Linked DNA regions of Mus musculus: region 1 is linked to region 2. Evidence: chromatin loops called from intact Hi-C (ENCODE). Cell type or tissue: left cerebral cortex. All regions are shown on one strand.

The links. A loop is a pair of places that touch in the nucleus more often than their neighbours do. Peaks named below come from ENCODE experiments on the same cell type or tissue, not always from the same donor. Only the 100,000 strongest peaks of a DNase experiment are listed, where the experiment ranks them.
Region 1: it touches region 2 in a loop (2.1-fold over the local background); 2 of 42 quality-filtered maps call a loop at or near these places.

What each region holds. Positions count from the first base shown.
Region 1 is chr11:4,497,924-4,505,923 of GRCm38, forward strand. Mtmr3 (myotubularin related protein 3) reads right to left here. Exons shown (of 19, transcript NM_001373897.1): 8 at 6,109-6,222; 9 at 965-1,170; 10 at 8-139. Among named protein-coding and RNA genes, the nearest start is that of Hormad2, 61 kb to the left of the region's middle. In left cerebral cortex, a CTCF peak has its summit at 3,106 (motif pointing right); a DNase peak (open chromatin) is centred at 4,526; H3K27ac peaks cover 35 bases.
Region 2 is chr11:4,785,292-4,793,291 of GRCm38, forward strand. Nf2 (neurofibromin 2) reads right to left here. Exons shown (of 17, transcript NM_001252250.1): 11 at 5,800-5,922; 12 at 4,374-4,591; 13 at 2,153-2,258. Among named protein-coding and RNA genes, the nearest start is that of Cabp7, 42 kb to the left of the region's middle. In left cerebral cortex, no CTCF peak of the experiment used is centred here; a DNase peak (open chromatin) is centred at 4,572.

The DNA.
Region 1 (8,000 bases), 290 kb before region 2:
CACCCACCTGGGCACTCACAGCCTCCTCCTTTGGCTCGATTTGCCACAGCTGCTGCATAGGAGCGTGCATCCAAGATCAAAAGCTTCTGGGGCTGGAGAGCTAAACTTTCTGCTCCTGAAGTATTTGACAGAGAGGAATCTGCAGGCATCAAGAAGGGGATAAAAACTAAGCAGACCCAGCTCTCCTAGAACTGTGACTATCTAGTACCAGAGGCACATATTACAGTAAAAACAGAACAAAATGAACTCCAATCAATGGAGCCGCCTAGCCAGACCTGGTTCTTGCCTTCAGTGTACCCTCTGCCTCTTGAAATTGATAAGGATTTATTTTCCAAAACCAATTCCCAAAGCACATTAGATGAAACTCCCACTTCACCTAATGTCTTACCCTCATTTCTACCCCTGTAGTCCTTTCATAAAAGCAGGTATTTTTCTCCACAGACTGGAGACAACCCACATCCTCATCCAATTACTTCATTCTTGTCACAATGGCAAGGAAGACAACATTTGCCTTGAAACAAAAGATTTTCCAGTGCTTTGTCAAGACCTGTCCCTCCTCAAACAAACTCACTGAATTCTCTCTTATAAAAGTAACTTTAGGGCTGGAGAGATGGTTCAGTAGTTAAAAGCACTGACTGCACTCCCCTGATGTGTCTGAAGTCAGCTACAGTGTACTCACATACATTAAACAAACAAATACATACATACATACATACATACATACATATTCAAAAAAGAAAAGTAACTTTATACAGCCAGGTGTGATGATGTATGCCCCAACAATCAGGAAGTAGAGGCAGGCGGTTCTCTGTGATGTCAAGGCTAGCCTGGTCTAAATAGTGAGTTCCAGGACAGAGATTCAAAAACTCTGATTTAACATTGTATCATTTAAGGAAAAGGCACTTTAAGATAAGCTTTTCGGATGCTTTAAAAAACTGCTGCATGGGCCTAGTGAGCACCTTACCGAACTCCACATCTGAAAGATCCCCTGCGTTGGGAAAGTCCCGACAACTGTTCCGAGTGGAAACCTTGCTGATACTTGACTGAGAGTCAGAAGCACAGGCTCTGGCCACTGACTGCACCAGATGTTCATCATCAGCATTTCGCCAGCCCCACCAGCTAACCTCCGGTTGTCCGCAGCGGGCAATGACAGCTCCATTGCTCTGGTGCCTGTGGGGAGACAACAGTGAGTGTCCTTCCCCAGTTTCCCATCTGGAAGCCCCTCATCCCCTCCCCTCCTGAGTGTACTGTTTCAAGGCCCCATCTGATGCTCTGCACTCATAAAAGGATGGAAATTGATTGTAAATAGCCTGATGCTTTCTCAATCATCATCTCATGATAGTGCTCTCTGTAAAGTTACCAACAAACGGTAAGAGAATATTCTTAGAGAAAATGAACTAGCACTCACAGTTTAGATATTCTGAATCTTTATTTTTGGGAAATAAGATTTTAAAAAAAAAAATCTATAAATATTATACCAGTTCTACTATGTAATAATTAAGCACAAACACCCATTTCTGATACTGAATCCAACACATAAAGCTGCTAAGGTACAAAACAAACTGTTCTGCCTCACTTCTGAAGGTTTACTGCAGTATCCATATATTCACTACTGCTGGCTTGATGATTCTTTCCAAACACATCCCATCTCTGCAAATACAACATTCTCTTGGCCTACAGTGAAATCCTTTTACAGCTCTCCAGAGATGTCACGTGTCACAAGTTAGTCTTACTATGGACACAGTGCTCGATGCCCAGTCATGCTTGCTCAAGCATCTCAGAGGGAAGAAATCACAACCCAGCAAACTATACTCTGACAGATTCTTTTCCAAAGCCAGAAATGATTCTCAGAGTCCACTCTGAGATGCTACTAAATTTTCATGTTTTCCAGCATGTCAATTAAAAAGTTGGAAAAATGTAATATTTAGTTGTAAAAAAACAAAGTTTAGACCCATGCTATGCCATAGATAAATTGGAAAGTGTCACATAGAGTGAAGTGAGCCCATCACAAAGGACATGAGTTGTTAAGATGTATTACCTAGTCAGAATAGGCAAATCTAGAGAAACAGTGCATTCCTGGCTCTAGCTTGGGATAGAGCAGTTGGGGAAGTAAGGAATGACTGCCAATGAGTGTGAGGTTTCATTCTGTTCAATGAAAATACAGTAACACTGTTTGTAGAGGTGGGTTAGCACAACTCTAAATGTAATGTAGTAAAGATTGCTAGATTGTATTAGCATACCTAAAGCTTCCTTAAGGTTGAAGTGCTATAAAAATGGAGAGCTCAGTGGTTAAAGCACTGGACCCACTCCATGCCTGAACTCATGTAAACGGAGAAGGAGGCACTGACTCAACAAAGCTGGATCACATGTGCTGTGGCATGTGTGCTTGTACACACACACACACACACACACACACTAAACAAATAAAATTTTATAAATCTTTTAATTAAAAAATATTTTTGCTCTGTGTGTGTGTGTGTGTGTGTGTGTGTGTGTGTGTGTGGCTACAACTGAAGGCAGCTGTGAAGTCCAGTGGGGGAGGGGTGCCGGTGACCAAACTCCATTGCCCTGGAAGACCAGCATGTGCTCCTCACCACTTAGCCAACTCTTCAGCCCCAAGAAATACTTTACAAAATCTGGTAAGCAATATTCTACCAATTCTATATACTGAAGAAAATGCTCATATTCTTTAAAATGCTCTTGAATTTGCACATGCAAACCTGCACACAGATAGTAGAGATGGGTTTACACAGAACACAGTATTCCATTCCTTTTTCCTTTTTTAGGAAATAATGTGAGAAAATATAATCCTTAAATTCACAAGCACTAGATTAAATGTGGTGGTAGCAAATCCCACTAGAGTAGTCTGCTTAGAGGTTTTCAATCCCACCTCACCTTGAGTTGCGAACAGCTCGCAGAACACATCATTACCAACACCGCATGGGCTCACACTCAAATCAAACAAATGATGTGAAATTCCATGGTTTTTGCTGCGTCTCCCTATCAGGCTGAAAACCACAGATCTGAAATGACTGCAAACTTCCCAGAAAAGGGTGAAGGGACCTTTCCTGAGAGGCCTCTGTCTCTGCAAGGCTTCCTAGCACAGAGGCAGAACAGCAGATGGCACTCTGGTCTTGGGTTTTCAGGGCCAACTGGGTCACTACAAGTAGCAGTAATTGATCTCCTAAAAAGCTTTGTATTGCATGAAAGCCCACTCAATGACAAAAGTTACAATCACTTTAAAATTTAAAAGAAAAAAGAAAATTAGATAAAACAGACATTTTACCATCTTAACAAACAGAACTTGCTAAAATACAAAAAGGTAAAAGGTCTAGTAAAAAAAAAAAAACTTACTAAACATGGAATGCTTCCATTGTACATGAAGATGCAATGGTTTTAACTGCCTCTAATCCAATGGTCAGGCAAGCTCTCTATCTGATAAGGATCACCATGCACACAGAGATGCTGTAAGCTGCACAACAGATGGAAGTCTCTCAAGATCTTGCTGTGTTAGAGCAACTCTGTAGCTCTAATCAGGTACTGGTTCAGGCCAGTATTGCAAAGTAACTGCTGCGAATGACTTTGCTGCAGTCCACACATAACTAAATCTGGGAAATGCTGGATTTAGGGGCATTTTGCTATTTGTGGTGGTTTGAATGAGAATGGCCCCCACAGGTACATATACTTAAATGCTTAGCCATAAGGAGTGCCACTATCTGAGAAGGATTAGAAGCTGTGGCCTTGTTGGAACAGGTGTGACTTGTTGGAGGAAGTGCATCATTGGGGATTGGCTTTAAAGTTTAAAAAAAAAAAAACCCATGCCAAACCTTGTCCCTCTCTCTTGTCTCTTGGCCTGCAAATCAAAAAGTAGCTCACGGGGACTGTTCTAGAGCCCTGAGTGCAGCCATGCTTACTGTCATGCTGCTAAGGAACTAAACTTCTGAAACTGTAGCCCCGTTAAATGCTTTCTTGTAAGAGTTGCCTTGATCATACTGAATAAGACATCATCTCTGCTGGCACTGAAAAGTGGTGGAGTGTCCTGAACATTCTTCAAGACACCCCCAACAAAACTAAACAACACAGGGATCCAATTCTGAGATAAGAGACATAAGACACATGCCCTTCAATAGAGAGCAGCTCCAGGAAGCCTGCTTGATTTACAGAACTATACCAAGAACTTTCAACCACAATCTTGGCAGGTTTTCTCTCAAGGATTGATGGTGACAATTTCTACTTATCCACATAGTCTAGGTATCTAGAATGAGCAACCCTAGAACTCACACCTTCCAGAATTGAATTACAGAAAAGAAAGAAAAAAAAGCTAATTAAAAAACAAAAACGTATTCTAAGGAGCTCTTCTTAGCTAGCATACTTAAGCTTTCTGCCTAAAGGAAGAAAAATGGCTTTTACTGAAAGCCTTTTACTCAGAAAGAGTACTTCCCCCTTCTGCTCCAAGTCACAAGTCTCATAAATGCCAGGCAGTCGATCTACCACAGCTGTTGGTCCATCCAGCAGCCAGCTGCTTTCCCAGCCTCCCAATCCCTTTAGCTTCCTGTTCTCTAATTCCATGTCATTCTCAGTGCCTGAGTGACAGGTAAATTTGGTGACCTACTTTGGTGTCTGAAAACAAAACTGATGAAAATGGACACTGAAGGCTTAATGGGTCCTACTGAGCCACAGGCAGTGTCCTTCACGTTCAGTATTCAGGGTGGCATCAGAACTTGCCTTCGATAGGCTAAATGAACAAGCTGGTTACCTTCCCAAGACTGTCACAAGAAATATACCTTCCTAAAGCCTCAATATTGGAGTGCAATAGGTCCTGGTGTGGTACTTTTTAACTAAGCCATTGTTTGGCTCACTTTGGTCAGTCTAAAAGGTCTACAAACCACAAAGTAAAATGGAGAATGTTAACATTACAAGACATAATACGACTTCCTAAAAATTTAACATGACTGTGTAACAGCAAATTGGTCACTAACTTATAAAGCTAGTGCTTAAGTATGTACTCTATTTCAAATGTCACTTAAAGGCATTAAAGTGTTAAGAGGACCTCGTTTACATACTATAGCACATCTGTGTATCACCAACCCCTTTTTAAAATGTGCACCCTTAGCCCTTATATAGATACCATTCCCTCATAGTAAAAACCCCTATGCAGGCAGAGGAAGGCTTGTAAGAAGCTCATGACATATGCAGCTCTCCAAGGGTTGTAACAGCAGCAAACACTTGCTGGGGAAGAAAACTTTGGTAGACATGTCTGTAGTGTCTAGCTAAAGCCAATAATGTGGCTGTCACGAGTTACCACTCTGGGGAGTCTTCCAGTGATACAGCTACTTCTGAATCTTCTATAGCCCTCCAGCTCATCCTTTACCCACACACACTCCTAGAAGTGACCTTAGAAGCTCCCCGAGGTCAGCAAGACAGCCTCAGGTGGAACCATTTCTTAGGTCTGTAGTCAGTGTCCTATCTGGGATTTATAGAGGGCTGTTCATGTCTCCCCACAAGATATTACTCTATAGCTCTCATGTCTTGTGTCTCTGAAACTTTCTGTCTAGCCACAAGTGATTCTAATTCATCTCAAAACAAGAGTCCTTCCTTCCACATGTCACATGTTAAAGTGACAATCACAAACACCATTAGAGTTCATTGAGCTCTATTCTAAATCTCACCAATCTTTCAACACAAAAGTCCTGTTAATCATCTGAAGCTAAATACAATGAATATAAGAAAAAAATGTTATTTTTATTTTTTTTAAAGATAGGGTCTCCCTGTATAGTAGCCCTGCCTATCCTAGAAGTTCTTACATAGACCAGGCTAATCTTAAAGTCGCAGTTATCCACCCGTCTCTATCTCCTGAGTGCTAGGATTAAAGCTGTGCATTGCAACAGGTGGCCCAGCACTGCTCTATTGAAATATTCTCATCAGGGTTCCCCTGCATTGCCAGCTGCTTCTGCTCTGGACACAGTGAGTGCTGGTGTTTTTCTTTCTGTAGACACAGCTTTAGCAACAAGGAAGCATGCACTTGCCAGGGACTGTCGCTGCCAGGTCAGCAGCTGTCAGGACAGTGAGCAGTAGGGAGAAGTACCTGGAGCTGGTCTGCTTACATACCTGTAGATGACAGCAGGGATGCGCTTCCAGGATCTGAAGCCTGCCACGCTTTCCAGCTCTTTGTCAGTGATCCAAGCAGGCACTATGAGCTCTTGTGGATAACTACCACATAATCTGTTGGAAACAAGAGAACGGTGGTAAGAAGGAAAGAAAAGGGGAGAAGATGGAGGAGTGAGAGAGGGGCAGAGGGATAGGACATGAGCTGGCACAGGAACACTATTCATGCCATTACAAAGCCAGTTAAAAAGGCAGTGAGGTGCTTGCCTAGCATGTTCAAGGTCCAATATTCATTCGCTAGCACAGGAGAAAAAAAAATGGCAGACGAGAAATCAAGGGGGCATTATTTGAGGTTGTTTTGGTCTCCTTACCAGAATAGGCAGCCATAATGTTTGCTTATATTATACAAATTATCTTTGATGGTTCAATCTGGTGCTGCCTTTTGGAATCTGATAATCTAACAATGAAAAAAACGAGAGTTGAGGGACAGTCTCCTTCTCCATAAAAATTCTCTGTTGTAAATTGTGTGCGTGTGTATAAGTACAGAAAGAAATATCTATGTCCCCTCTCTTAGCTTCAGTCTTCCAGGCTCTTTGTCAAAATGAAGCACGAAAAGGACGAAGTCAGATCGCCTCTTCAGATTAACTTCTCACCTAACTTGAACCAGTGTCCTAATTCTTTTTTTTTAAAAAAGATGTATTTATTTTATATATGTGAGTACACTGTAGCTGTCTTCAGACACACCAGAAGAGGGCATCAGAACTCATTATTGATGGTTATGAGCCACCATGTGGTTGCTGGGAATTGAACTCAGGACCTCTGGAAGAGCAGATGGTGCTCTTAACCACTCAGCCATCTCTCCAGGTCCAGGGATGTCCTAATTTTCAGTAACAAGTACAGCCAGGAGTTATACAGATGCCATACACACCAATAATCCCAATGAGCCAAATTAGTAATGTGAGCAAGCTATTAACCATGATTTCTATAAAATACACGTCAGAAGAAACTATTTCCTGTTCTCTCTTCCTCGCACTTTCACTCCCTTGCTTGCTCATTTTAAAACAAAAGGTGTTTTTGCATTCTAGTCAGATTTATTTTATTCACAGGACACTATCACTAGGTAATCTTCCTTTTGAACACTGAAAGCAGTATGAAATTTAGTCCTAAAACTCAAAAACTATCTGTGCTGGCTAGTTTTTATGTCACCTTGACAAGAGCTAGGGGACATGTGAGAAGAAAAGCTAAGAAAATTCTTTCATTGGACTGGCTTATAGGCATTTTCTTGACTGATGAATGGTGTGGGAGGGTCCAGCCCACTGGACAGGTGATCCTGGATGGTATAGAAATCAGTTGAGCAAGCCATGGAGAGTAAACCAGTACGCAGTACTTATCGATAGCTTCTGTCCTTGCCCTGAGGTTCCTACCCGGAGTTCATGTGCTGACTTCCTTTGATGACTATGATGTGGAAATATAAGCAAAATAAACCTTTTCTTCTTGAAGTTGCTTATTGGTAATGGGTTTTATTTCAGCAATAGAAACCTTAACTAAGATGCCATCACCTCCATCACCCTGCCCTCCTCTATGCATCACAAGGAGACTTGAGACATAAGGGTTCTGATTACTCAACACTACACCTCGTTCTTTCCTCCCCATTTCCAGAAGATAAAGAACCAGAAATTTAAAAGCCACTGAGCCAGAAGGATGGTTGCGATTGAGAATAAGCTACGCAAACTTCCTAACACCCATTCAAACTCTTTTTTTGTTTTGTTTTGTTTTGTTTTTCGAGACAGGGTTCTCTGTATAGCCCTGGCTGTCCTGGAACTCACTGTCGACCAGGCTGGCCTCGAACTCAGAACTCTGCCTGCCTCTGCCTCCCAAGTGCTGGGATTAAAAGC
Region 2 (8,000 bases):
TGTGTCCTTTCTTTCCCTCCCTGCCACTCCTTCTCTCTCTTCCTCCTTCCCTGTCATTTTCTGTGACATTAGGGATGTGCCACATGGCCAGAGCTGGTCTCAAACTGGTGAGCCTTCTGTGGTAGCTTTCTGAGTGCTAGCACTGCAGGTATGGGTCATAGCAGCCCAGCAAGGTCTCCATTCCCCTTTCAAAGTTCTCAATTCTTCCAGTCTCTCAGCAAAGCCCTTCGAGCCCTCTCACCTTCTACCCTGACAAAACAGCTGCTCATTCCCTTTGCAGTTCTCTGTCATGATGTGCATACTGCTGCCCCGCCCTTTCCTCAGCTCCACACTGCAGAGATTCCTCATGGGTATGTCTTTTTTCCTCCTAGGATCTTTTACTGAGTCTGGGACAATGTTTGGAAAGGAACAGAACCTCTCAGCCTTTATTTATGGCAGTGAGGTCTAAGGTAGGATGTATGGAGTCTGTCAAGTGTGCCCCTGAGCAGGATATCTAGGTCCTACATACACTGTTTTCAGGGCTGAATTCTGGGTAAATGAGAGAGTCTGCTCTGTTGACACTTCATCAAGCTGGACAGTTATAATCTAGGCAGGTCTATTTACCTTATACTTCAGAAATATTCTCAGAGCTGGGCAGTGGTGGCACACACCTTTAATCCCAGCACTTGGGAGGCAGAGGCAGGCGGATTTCTGAGTTCGAGGCTAGCCTGGTCTACAGAGTGAGTTCCAGGACAGCCAGGGCTACACAGAGAAACCTTGTTTCAAAAACCAAAAAAAAAAAACAAAAAAAAAAACCAAAAAGCGCAGAAAAATTCTCAGAAAGGAAGAACACTAGCCGTTACCCTTTTAGTGAGAGCAGAAACTGACACACCCTCTTTGGCAGGTGGCACAACTGAGTATCTGACCTTACAGGTCTAGGAAAACTGTCACGTCTGTGTGCAAAAATTTGTTGTTCAGTGCAGTTGTGTTCAAAACTGCTATAGGAAATACACTAAGTCCTCACCTATAGGGCCTGGCTGGCTGAGTCACAACCCACCCATTGACATGATATGATTAAGGAACTAGAGTGTGCTCCTCTGGAGAGACAGTGCTAAGGGAAAGTGCAAAAAGAAGAGCACTTTGAAAGTCTGCTCTAATGGCTGTTTGTTTTAGACACAGGTAATTCAGGTATATAGTCCAGGTGAGTGCTCAGACTGCCACAGTCCCAGCTGTCACCTGACTGTGACCATCTGATCTTGAGAGAAGACATGTGCCTTTAATACACTATGCCCAAGAGACAAATAATGGTGTTTGGGGTTATCTGTTGCCCAGGAATAAATAACAAGGACACATGGCAATAGCAAACCACTCACATTCCCCCAATTCAAACCCTGGGCTCTTATGCCTCTGTGTCCTGAATGCACCTGTGCCACATGTGAGTGTTCCAAGTGTACAAGTGTACAGTGTGCTCGTCATGTACACAACTACTCAGGGTGTGTGCAGCCTATGTGTGAATGGGTTATGTGTCTGTGCTGTGAATACACTCTGTCTTTGCCCAGAGTGTTCTAGCCTCTCTTCCCTGCCCGGCAGGGAACGCTGCTCTTCTGCAGAAGTCAGTCATGCCAAGCCTTTCCTGCCTCCAAGGCTGGGCTGTGATCTGGGCATATCTGTCAGGATTTCCAATTGGTGATATTATATGGCTAGAGAACAAGTTTGCAGCATGGGAAGGAAGGGGAACAATGTCTACTTATGATCCCACTTAGTACAAGTCAGCCCCCTGTCCCAAAACCGAGGTTGACAGCTGGTTCTGGCATAGCAGTAATTCACTCTGAGTTGTACAGGCAGTCCCTTCAAAGAGCTACACTGTAGCATATAATATATACCGACAATTGAAGATTATGTTTAGCTGACAGCAGGGAGCTAGACAGCAAATTCCCCTGAGGGTAGTGACTATAGCATAGTCGTAAACACTCTAGAGCTGGAAAGGGTTATCTAAGTAACAAGAGAGGTAACTGAGTAGTCATCCTAAAGCTAAATGGAGGATCCTATCTGGGCCCTGAATTTGCTTTTCACTCCAAAGGCACTGTGAGGTAAACTAAAGGATTTGGAGGCTTTTCCCAGAAAGTTGCCAGACCAAAGCAGCCAAAAGCTGCCAGACTGAGGCCAGGCTCACTGGATAGGTGGGCTTGGTGGCGATTTCTAAGAGCTTCTGCTTGGCTCTTCGCTCTGCTTCTCTGGCTTCTTGCAAGTCTTGCTTTAACTGATCAGCCTCCTTGGCCCTGCAAAGAATGAAAAAGATGTCAGCTCCACAGAAGGGGACAGGGAGAGGAGTAGACACTTACCTGCAGAGCAAGGACCTAGATTAACCCTGTACATGGCACTGAAAAAGGCAAGCAAGGACACTGTGACAGGGACATTTACAGGAAGCCAGAACTTCTAAAGAACGTACAGTATTTCTGAGACTACTCAATGGAAAAGCTAGATTGGAATATGGGATTGCTGGTGGGAAACAACCAAAGTGGCACTTCTGCACGTCAGCACCATTCAATAGTTTGTGCCTGTGGTGCCAGCTGCCTCAAAGGCTGAGGCAGGGGAATCACTTAAGCCAAGGAGTCAGAGGTCAGCCTGGGCAGCACAGGCAGATGCAATCTCAAAATAACAAAAGTAACAAGTGCGGTATCCAATGCCTTGGATCCCAGCACTAGAAGGCAGAGGCAGAAAGATCTCTGAGTTTGAGGCCAGCCTGGTCTGCATACTGAGTTCCAGGACAGCCAGGGCTACATAGTAACACCCTGTCTCAAAACAAACAACAACAACAACAATAAAACAAGTGGAGAGGAGGAAGAGTGGGCAGGACCCAGAGGTCGGCTTGACTAAGGGCATCCTGAGTCTTACACAGGGCCACACAGGGCAGATCATAAACAAAATGCCTCTCCATGCCCCAGTCAAACACTTGTAGGCCAAGTACCCCTTTCATTGGGCAAGTAGAAGTACTATCACTGAAGGTATCTGTGTCTTGGTGCAGAACCCTGCTCTGTGGGTTAGGAGTGCAAAGCTTGTCCACAAATCTAGTCCTAGAAATGTGACCCATGCACAGAAAGGAGCTGGAGAGGGCAGGCATCAAGGAACCATATTCTCAGAATGACATGCAAAAAGTGAGAAAGACTGTAGTGAAGGCATCTTAGTGGTTAAGAGCCAAATTCAAGTGCTCTAAATCAACAGAGCCAGATGATTGGGGAATATGCCAGTGTTTTATTGGAAGCCTGCAGTACTAGAACAATTCAGAGCCTAGAAGAGTCTAAAGAGTACAGCCAAGTTTCATCCTTCAACCTGGCTACAAGCTAGGGCAACTTGGTCAGAAATACAGGTGCCCTGCTCCCCTAACTACCTGAAAAACTGCAGGGAAATGGGTACTTAGCTTGCCTTTGAAGTAAATAGTACCAAGCTGTGTGTGTGTGTGTGTGTGTGTGTGTGTGTGTGTGTGTGTGTGTGTGTGTGTGACAGAGAGACAGAGACAGAGAGAGAGAGACATGCATTTATGTGAGCCAGTGCAGAGTCAGTGTGGGGTGTAATCCTCTACTGGCCTCCACCTTAGTGGAGGTCTCTCACTAAATGTGTGCTCATTAATTAATTCAACCAGACTTGCTGGCTAGTGAGGTCCACAGATCCCCCCACCTTTGCTTTCCCTCCCAACACTTGTACTGAGGCTACAGATACATGCATGCCACCATGCTTAGGTTTTACATGGATACTGGGGATACAGAGCCAGGTTTTTATACTTGTGCAATAGGTACTTTGCTGATTAGGCCCTCACGTCCCCCTTAAAAAATTATTTTATTATGTATATAGGTGCTCTGCCTGCATGTATGTTTGTGTACCATGTGCATACCTGATGCCCATGGAGGTCAGAGAGGAGGTTACATCCCCTGGAACTGGAATTACAAATGGTTGCAAGTCACCATGTGAATGCTGGGATTCCAACTCATGTTCTTTGAAGAGTAGCCAGTGTTCTTAACCTCTGAGCCATCTATCTCTCCAGGCCCCAACTCACCATCACATACTTTTTTTTTAAATGCAAAAGACCCTCTTTTCCTCTCTGGCTAAAAGCAGTCAATGAATAGGCTTAAATGTTTTTCATGCAAACTTCACTATTAGAAGGATAGGGGTATGTTGTAGAGGTATGACAGAAAGATTCCCTGGGAAAGACAAAGAAAACTATATTCTATGTCCCCGCCCCCAGTAGCTCCAATCCCACCAGCCTGTCAAGGAAGAGGTTTTACAGTCTGTTCCCACAATAGAGAAGGATGAAGATGCTACCACCAGCTCTGGTAGGGTTGAAACCAGGCATATAACCCTTTCCCAGGTCCCAGTGCCCAGGACAACCAACTATTCACCTCCTCTCTGACTCCTCAGCCATCTTCAATGCCAGCACTTCAGCCTCCAGCACCTTCTGCTCCATCAGGCGCTTCTCCTCCTCTGTCCGAATGGCCGTGGCCTTGATTCGCTGCATCTCTTGCTCAGCCTCTGCAGCCTTTTGTGCCAAAAGCTTGGCCTCCTCCTCTGTGATCTGAGCCTTTTCAGCCAACAGATCAGCTGTCTCCTCAGAGCGCATCTGGGAAGGAAAGTGTTTCAGCTAGTGCTGGCCCAGTGCCTATCTCCATGTGGGGAGAGTAGTCTCACACAGTATACACTCCTGTCTCCCACATCTGGCCTCCCAGCACAGGGCAACAAAACCAGGGTTTGCATCCCCAGCACCCATGTAAAACCTAAGCATGTTTTTTTTTTTTAACTTTTATTTTTATGTATATAGGTACCTTGCCTGCATAAATGTTTGTGCACCTGTGCATGCAGATGCAGTAACTTTAGAAGCCAGAAGAGGCCATCAGATCTCCTGGGGCTGGAGTTACAGAAGGTGGTGAGCTGCCAAGTGGGTACTGGGAATCTTGGGTACTATGGAAGAGCAGTCAGAGCTCTTGAACTCCGAGCCCTCTCTCCAGCCCCCAAGAGCCAGTCTTAACCTCACTGTGCTTTCCCACTGAGAGACTCCCAGTCTGTCTGACAACAGATGATATGCTACACACTCAGCAGGGCTCTGCAGGCTCCACCATGGGAAAAAGAAAAAAAAGCACCTATGTATAAAATGTATTTTAGCTGAAGTTATGCTTGTGAGGGAATATTCAATTTAAACTCTGTTCTGTCCCTTTAAGTCAGTAATCCAAAAGCAGAGGTGTAATGCCCACTGCCCACTCTTTGAAGCTGTCTAGAGAGTATTTTCTTGCAGTGCTAGAGAATCAAATACAAGGTAGGCTGGGTATGGCAGGCAGGTATGCCTTTTATGCAACCACTTGTAAAATGAAGCAGGGAGGATATCAAGAGTTCAAGGTTATCCTTGGCTATATAATGAATTCAAAGTCAAGTCTGGGATATCTGAAACCTGTCTCTTCCTACTTATCCTAGTCCCTAATTGAATACATAAAAATAAATAAAAACATAGAGCCTGCCGCTGAGCCACATCCCAGTCCTAGGACATTTTTGAGGTTGGAGTGGTACTACTGGCGGCTAGCAGGTAGAGATAGGGGGACTCTATATCCTTCCAAGCAGAGGACTACTGGCAGATTACAGTTGGTACTATTCCCCAAGAGTTGAGAGGACAGGACGAAGGCTAAGCATCGCTGATGCAAAGGTAACTTAGTTGCAAAAGTGGAGTTTGGCTACAAATAAACATATTCTAAATTTCTTAAAAAAAAAAAAAAAAGGCACTGATGTTTTAAAAACTGAAATAAATTCATGATCCATAGAAGGCCAAACACCACAAATCACCAGAGCTTCATTGGCCATCGTTGCTTCTTCTTTCATCTGCAGGAGCCTCCTCTCTAACTCATCTCTTGTACGCTCGGCCTCCTCCCGCATCTGCTTCTCTCGAGCCAGCCGCTGCCTTTCCATCTAGGGATAAAAGAACAGGCCTGAGTCAGTGCTCCAGAAACCCAAGAAGGGCCAGTTTCAGGAGCCTCTCTCCACTTTGGACCTTTCTTGTGTCTCTACTTTAGAACATTCTTGTTGTCTGCTGCCCTCTGTCCTAAACTAACTTTAGAATTAAAAGCTGTACAAATAAATTCCGGTAGAAATAGAAATAAAAAAATCCAAACTCAGTCACCATATGTAGAGAAAAGAGGATTCTTGCACACGATATAATCTGCCCTTGCAATGCTCTGCTGTTTGGGAACCCTCACATAGCTCTACCCCATGACTGGCAGTTTTCCACACAGATTCCTCCTCCCCAGAGCAAGGGTCCAGAGAAAGCAGCTTTCCCACCTGTTCACCCTGACATTTCTAGTCCCCACAGCCCCTTCACACAATTTCATCCACAATCCCACCACTTCTCCCTCTGCTCATAGAGAATGATAGTTCTCACACAGAATTTCACAGTGGGAAGCCGCGGTGGCTCTGCACAGTCTTGTACAGCCGCATGCGGAGGGAACGTAGACCCCATCCCTAGGGAAACAGCACAAAGCCTCTCCTGCCACCTCTAGCCTTCTGGATCGCACTGTTAATTGGGCCAGTTGCCAAGATTAATAAGAGGACCAAGACTAAAGACAGCATAGTTTCCTGTGACTCCAGGACACTGAGTGGAGAAAGCAAAAGCCTCAGATAATGAAATCATGTTTAACTACTCCTTTGTGCTTCAACCTCATCCAAACTCTAGTTCTACAAGGCTGCCCTTTCTAAATATGAAGCTCCCCAGCATATTTTAATCGAAAGAATCATGCAAAATAGACAAGCAATAAAGTTCTTAGATTTTCCTCTTGACCTCAGTGAACAGGTCGGTCGGCAACTTGTTCGTCAGTTCCCACTAAAATACAATTTCCATTTCCATTCTCCTTTTGAAAAAGAAAAAAAACAAAACAAAACAAAAAGGACCAGGCTGTTGCCAGTTTCCAGCCTTGTACGTTTTATGAAACCTTCACACTAATAATAAAGGATTTCCTATTTTTAAAGCAGGTTATGACTTAAAAGATTTTTGGGTGCAATCTGTACTCTGGAGAGAGACATCACTAGCTCCACTTGACAGATAAGGAAACTGAGTCACATACTAAATGAAAGATTTAGCTGCAAGATCAACATGTTGCATCAGGTGGCACTTGCACTCTGCTCTTCTAGGGCTCGGGGGCCTTGATAACTTTAGAGTCTAACTTTCCTCTACTTAAGAGTCAAGTCAAAGAGTCTGCTGCTGCTGCTGCTGCTTCTTTTAAGAATGATTACTTATTTCATGTATACTGTCATGCACACTGTCACTGTCTTCAGACATACATCAGATCCCATTACAGATGGTTGTGAGCCACCATGTGGTTGCTGGAAATTGAACTCAGAACTTCTGGAAGAGCAGTTAGTACTCTTAACCACTCCAGCCCCCAAGAATATGCTTCCTAAAGCTGTTACTATACCCCATGCTAGCTCAGTAGCACATTTTTGTTCCATAGAACCTATACCATCACCCTTAAAGCATCCTAAGGAGGAAACTGATGGCCTACTCTCCCAGACAGCAAACAGAGGGCAAGCTCACAGCTCACTAGCTCAAATTGGGTATTTCTCTCTAAAGCCTGGGGCTGGTAGCCAGCCTTTCTGTGGTTCCCAAATCAGAGAATACCACATAGACTAATTATTACACTTCTGAGCTTTCAAGTCCTGAGGGGGGCCAAATGCAGCTGTAACTACTCTCTCAAACAGTTCATCCCAAACTACAATTGATAGTCTCAGCAGCAAGACTCAAATCAGCTGTGGATTTCAGGGAGCAGAGAAGGTCTGTGAGTAGAAAACAATGATCCAGCTAGTCCAGTCTGCTGATAGGTGCTACAGCACCCCTACCGAGGGCCAGCCATGTGTGCCCAGGTTGACCGGCATTGATGAACTGCAGCTGGGAGCCTAATTAGCATTCCACAGCACACTCTGAAATGCTGTCCTGTATTCTATCACCATCTAATTAGAAAGGGCACTGACCCGGCAGAGGGGACAGACAATAAAAA